Linked DNA regions of Homo sapiens: region 1 is linked to region 2. A link is a loop called in an ENCODE intact Hi-C map of the cell type or tissue named here. Cell type or tissue: B cell. All regions are shown on one strand. Each heading gives the region's core, and the rest is flanking DNA. Links, peaks and the distances in the headings are about the cores only.

The links. A loop is a pair of places that touch in the nucleus more often than their neighbours do. Peaks named below come from ENCODE experiments on the same cell type or tissue, not always from the same donor. Only the 100,000 strongest peaks of a DNase experiment are listed, where the experiment ranks them.
Region 1: a loop joins it to region 2, with 2.9 times the contacts of the local background. A loop is called at or near these places in 12 of 110 quality-filtered maps.

The regions. Positions count from the first base shown.
Region 1 is chr18:3,149,811-3,152,730 of GRCh38, forward strand. It overlaps MYOM1 (myomesin 1), which reads right to left. Exons shown (of 38, transcript NM_003803.4): 12 at 1,884-2,083. Among named protein-coding and RNA genes, the nearest start is that of MYOM1, 69 kb to the right of the region's middle. In B cell, for the core only: CTCF peaks have their summits at 1,801 (motif pointing left) and 2,000; a DNase peak (open chromatin) is centred at 1,821.
Region 2 is chr18:2,993,561-2,996,480 of GRCh38, forward strand. The region is part of intron 1 of LPIN2 (lipin 2); the gene reads right to left. Among named protein-coding and RNA genes, the nearest start is that of LPIN2, 18 kb to the right of the region's middle. In B cell, for the core only: a CTCF peak has its summit at 1,179 (motif pointing right); a DNase peak (open chromatin) is centred at 1,201; H3K4me3 peaks cover 435 bases; H3K27ac peaks cover 292 bases.

The sequences.
Region 1 (2,920 bases), core at 273-2,772, 160 kb after region 2:
ACTCTTGCATTAACCAGGGGACTTTTTGTCAGGGTTTGTGAAAAACAGAAAGGCAGTAAAGAAGGTAACTTATTTTTAGTTCAAACAAATCTTATTTTGATTGGAATTGATAAAAGAGGAGCAAACGAAAGTATGAGATGGAATTTGCAAGTTTAGAAAGGAGGGCAGGAAGTTGGAGGGTTGGTGAAGAGTGACTGAAGAGCAATCAAGGAGCCTGATGAGACACGGTTGCCGGGGAAATGGTAACATTATTATTATTATTATTTTCAGATGGAGTCTCGCTCTGTCGCCTAGGCTGGAGTGCAGTGGCGCGATCTCAGCTCACTGCAACCTCCGCCTCCCGGGTTCAAATGATTCTCCTGCCTCAGCCTCCCGAGTAGCTGGGATTACAGGCGCCCGCCACCACGCCTGGCTAATTTTTTGTAATTTTTAGTAGAGACGGGGTTTCGCCATGTTGGCCCGGCTGGTCACGAACTCCTGACCTCAGGTGATCCACCCGCCTCGACCTCCCAGAGTGCTGGGATTACAGGTGTGAGCCACCATGCCCAGCCAGTGACATTATTTTATTTAGACTTTTACGATGCCACTACACGTACTGAAGGTAAAGAATAACATTGTGAATGTAGCACAGACCAGCAGTCCTCTACAAAGGTGGTTTTGCCCTTTAGGTGACATTTGGTAGTGTCTCCATGACACTGCTGGCATCTAGTGGGTAGAGACAAGGGATGTTGCTCAGCCTCCTGCAATGAACAGAACACCCCTAGCCACCTCCCACAACAACAAAGAATTACTGGCCTAAAGTGCCAGTAGGGCCAAGGTTGAGAAGCCTGGCATAAGCCTGAAATGTTACTATCCAACTCTTCTCATAATGTCATTTTACGTTCCCTATTGTTGGAGATGCCATATGGGTTTCCATGAAACAAATACAAGGCATGATTACAGGGCATGATTCATGTACCATGGTTTTGACATTAAGACTTGGAGACTACATATATTAAAAGATTATTATTATTGTTATTATTGAGACAGGGTCTTGCTCTGTTGCCCAGGCTAGAGTGCAATGGTGTAATCACAGCTCACTGCAGCCTTGACCTCCTGGGCTCTAGCGATCCTCCCACCTCAGCCTCCTGAGTAGCTGGGACTTACAGCTGTGTGCTACCATGCCTGGCTTTTTTTTTTTTTTTTTTTTTCATTTTTTTCATTTTTTTTTTTTAAAAGATGGGGTCTCTCTATGTTGCCCAGGTTGGTCTCAGAACTCCTAGGCTCAAGCCATCCTCCCACCTTAGCCTCTCCAAGTGCTGGGATTACAGGTGTGAGCCACCACGCCAGGCCTGAAAAAATGATTTTTGACAGTCTAATATGAGAACTCAGACATAGATTAGATATAACGTTGTCTATCTGTTTTTCCTTTGATATAGAGAGACGCACTGTGCTGAGATATTAATGCTCTAAGGGTGGACTCCAAGGTAAAGAAATAGACCTTGAGCCAGAAAGAAAATTATTTTTATTATTTTTGGAATGTATAATAACAGGAATAAAAATGCTCTCCAGCCTCTTTGCTTTTATACTTCATTCCACACACAATGCCTGGAACTCAGTTTAACAACATAAATGTTTCTGAATAAAATAAAATAAAATATAAAATAATAAAATAAAATAAAATAAATAAAATAAAATAAAATAAAATAAAATAAAACCCTTAAGAGAATGGCTAAGGCAATGTTTGCGAAGGATTCTCCCCCTCGGATTTTCTGATGAAAAAAGGATTTCTTGTTCTTGTCTCCCTCTAGTGGAAGGGAGAGAAACAACCTTGCAATGAAGCTGATTCTTGCAGTCATTTTAAAAAGGTTTAGGGAAGGTCCTGAAAAATGAAAAGTGCTTACTTTTAAGTCTAGCTTTCTCAGCCGGATCCAGAGCAGCCACGGGCTCGGAAACTCGAGATGGGAAACCTATTCCCATTTTATTCACAGCTCGAACTCGGAAGATATAGGAACGACCTTCGATCAATCCAGTGACAGGAAAACGAGCAAACTTCACAGGTGTGTCATTGCACTGCGACCAGCTATCTGTGCCCACCTCACACCTAAAGGAATGAGCGTGATTGACAAAAATATTAAAAGAAGTATGGCTTAATGAATATCTCCAGAGCTGCAGAATCACCCAGTTGTTTCAGATCTTCTCCCTATAAAATATCCAAGTCAGGCGTGGCTCGCTACCTGGTGAACTGCATGCAGGCACTCCGTTTCACTCAAATGCACTGTGTCTTCTTTACCAAGAGGAAAGAAGCCTCAGGTCCTTCCTGAACTCGTAAAAAGCAGGCATCTGAGGGGCCTTGTGTAGAAAGCAGAGGGGTTTGGGGGTTGCTGGGATAAGCAGATAAATATCTCCAATCTTAGCATTGGAGAAGATCCCCAAACATCTCCCCGGCTGATGCCTTCAATTCTACCATTAGTGACTTCTTTGTCTTCTTTAGGTATTTTCTTTGAAAAACAGAGGTATTATTGAGAAAATTGGCGTCTTAAAACCTAACTATTTGCACTGTAGTTTGGAAAAGAGTTCACCATATTTCCTCACTTCATGGTCATTCCATCCTGTGTAGAGGGTAAGAAGGTTATTGTGAAGATGTTTGTTTCTTTAACAGAAGAGACTGATGACAGGTGGGGAGATGCCCAGTCCTGGCAGGGGCAGATTGAGTGGGTACTTGGAAACACTGATTTCTAATTGAGTGCTTTTACAGCAGTTGGTACCTGGGGATGGAGTGGGTCATTCCCAGCAGACAAATATGACAGCTCATATCATGCTGTTGGCCTGATCAACAAAGCTTTAGGGGTTCAACATGTGATTAAATTTTACAGATTAGGATTAAGCAGCTCTTACTTTTTTTATGAGCAGAGTGCTGTACTTTTAGCTCATATCATTT
Region 2 (2,920 bases), core at 232-2,731:
TTAGTTTTTACCACGAGCTTGGTGATTCCACAGCAATAACTTCAACAAAAAGTTAACGTGTAACTTTCATTTTATGTATACCTACACACAACAGAGAGCTTCTTCCTTCAGTCAAAAATTACACTGGACCACAACAAATCCACTTCTGATCTCAACACAAATTCCTAATCTTAGCTTCTAAACATCTAGAAGTAACCCTAGAGAATATATATAGCCCATGAGTAGTTTGTGCCATTCTCATTTCTGAGAACCCAACTAAGCTTTGCAATATACCCTCTTTACAGAAAACATGCAAACCAGCAGCATACATGTATACCGACACAACCATACACAGATTTGTGCTCTGAGGATCCGATGGAACCCCTCTATGGTTAGTCTGCAGACCCCAAGTAAAAAACCTCTGGTTCTAAACCACACTGCTATTTGAAAGATGAGAGCATACAGGTATTGAAAAAGTCAATTACTTCCCAGCCAAAGTAGTTAAAACATGCTCAATCTAGCCTTACACCACACAGTAACAGCCCTTAAAATGAAGCAGTACAGACTGTACATAAATGTACGCCTATCATTCAAGAACTTGCCCAGTGCCTGTAATATCTCAGGTACCAATACTGCCTTTAGTCCTGGGTCCTGCACTTTAGAAGGCTCTGTGTATCATAAACCCAAAATACAAAGGCAGTAAGTGTTTTTCTTCTTCATTTCAGACCTCTAGGAAAGTTTTTTGAAGACAATTTAGCTAAAGGAACAGGTGGTTATCACAAGCCAAGCTGCCCCAGACCTGTGCCCTGGTCAGTGTAGATGTGTGCAGCAGACCTATGGTCAGGCTCCCTAGGGCAGCTGGCAAAGGACAAGGCTTCTGCAGGGCCACTGGTGGCCATGGAGGCCGGGCCATGGGGGTGGTGACTGGATTTATAGCTTTAAAAAAATTTTTTAATGATATATCATAGTTGGGGAGGACATATAATAATATTTTATACATGTATACAATGTGTAATGCTCAAATCAGGGTAAATGGGATATCCATCCCCTCGAACATTTATCTTTTCTTTGGATTTACAGCTTTTAATAGTTTAGATACAGGTTTTCTCAGCCTATTGACATTTTTGGTCAGATAATTCTTTGCTTGGGAGGTGAGGAGTGTAGCAGCCCTGGCCTCCAACCACCAGATGCCAGTAGCACCCTCCCCAGTGGTGACAGCCAAAAAAATGTCTCCGGTTATTTCTGAATGTCCCCGGCGGCGGGTGGGGGCGGTGTGTGGGCAAAATTGTCTGCAGCTGAGAACCACTGGTTTAAACAGATGGTATATGGCCCTGTATTGATAAGCCTGTTCTGACTGGGTCCCCACAAACATGTTAGGGGTGGGCCGGCAAGCACATGACTTGGCTGAATTTAGACAGGGAGTTTTATACCACAGCTCTCCCACTTGATACAGACCTCCAGGATGGAACCTTCTTCAGTTTCAGGTCAACCTAAGCTTCACAGGCCCCCTTCATATAGCAGGGTTCAGAGCACCTGTCAGGTAGGACTGCTGTGAGGATCCCATGAGGTGGTGCCTGGAAACCACCAGCTGCTTAATAAATGCTAGTTTTCTTTTTTCTTCTCATTAAAAAAGAACTATGAACTGAATAGTTCCAAGACCTATGCCACAGTAAGTGCTTAGCAGATGACTGTTAGGATAGGATTCTAGCCATCAAGGAGCTATTTAATAATGAGGGACACTGGAAAGGAAAACAAATGACTTTCTAAATCTAAATGCTTCAATCATCAGCTCTTTGCATGTTTTAACTTCCCAAACCATTTCCCTATGCCTTAAGACTCATCCAACTGAACCCCACTCTTCAGCCTATTTGTCCCCAGTGTCTTCTCTTCTTCCAAGTTTTGGTGTAAAACTGTTTAGTCACATCTACACTCTAGTATGAATATTGTCTTTTAAATCAATCACCTCTGAAGGCTACAATAAATTAATTCCACTGATACACCACTGTGTAACATGACATGAGGGCTCCCCTTTCTTCCTGAAAGAACTATCTTTAAATTTAATTTAGGTGCCACACAGGATAAAAATGAGTGTCAATACCACATAGTCACAGAACTCTTATACTCCAAAAGTAAATATGATTCATCTGACATGCGTGGTTCATCAGATGTTGCTTTGAATGGCTTCTGGCTATTTCCAAAAACCTAATCTACCTTGAAGGGTAAAGATTTTCCACCGCTGGGGATAAAAGGATACACTGTGAGACTCTGAAAGCAATTTAAAAAGGAAGGGGTGTTTCAAAATGTTTTCCAGAATGACAGCATAGATGAAATGTATATGCTGTCCCTAAAGTGCAAAGTACATTTCATTGTGTAAGTTTCTGGTCATATTCCTTCACAGTCACATTTTTTAAGCAGGGTACCAAGCTTCCTTATTACATGTGTATAACGGAGGACAAAACTGAAGAATTAGAGGTAATTAGCTCTATGGACAAACTTAAGACTTATTAATAAAATGTTACGGCCGGGCGCTGTGGCTCACACCTATAATCCCAGCATTTTGGGAGGCCGAGGCGGGCGGATCATGAGGTCAGGAGATTGAGACCATCGTGGTCAACACAGTGAAACCCCATCTCTACTAACAATACAAAAAATTAGCTGAGCGTGGTGGTGCATGCCTGTAATCCCAGCTACTCGGGAGGCTGAGGCAGGAGAATAGCTTGAACCCGGGAGTGGGAGGTTGCAGTGAGCCGAGATCGCACCACTGCAGTCCAGCCTGGTGACAGTGCAAGACTTCATCCCAAAAATAAAAGTGTTACATTGGTTCTTTTATAATGTCCATCAATTACATCATCCAACCTCTCCATTTCAACAGGCATGGTGACGTTGCAGAAAAGATATGACTACATGCTTACCTCCCAGGAAAATATCTTTTTTTTTTTTT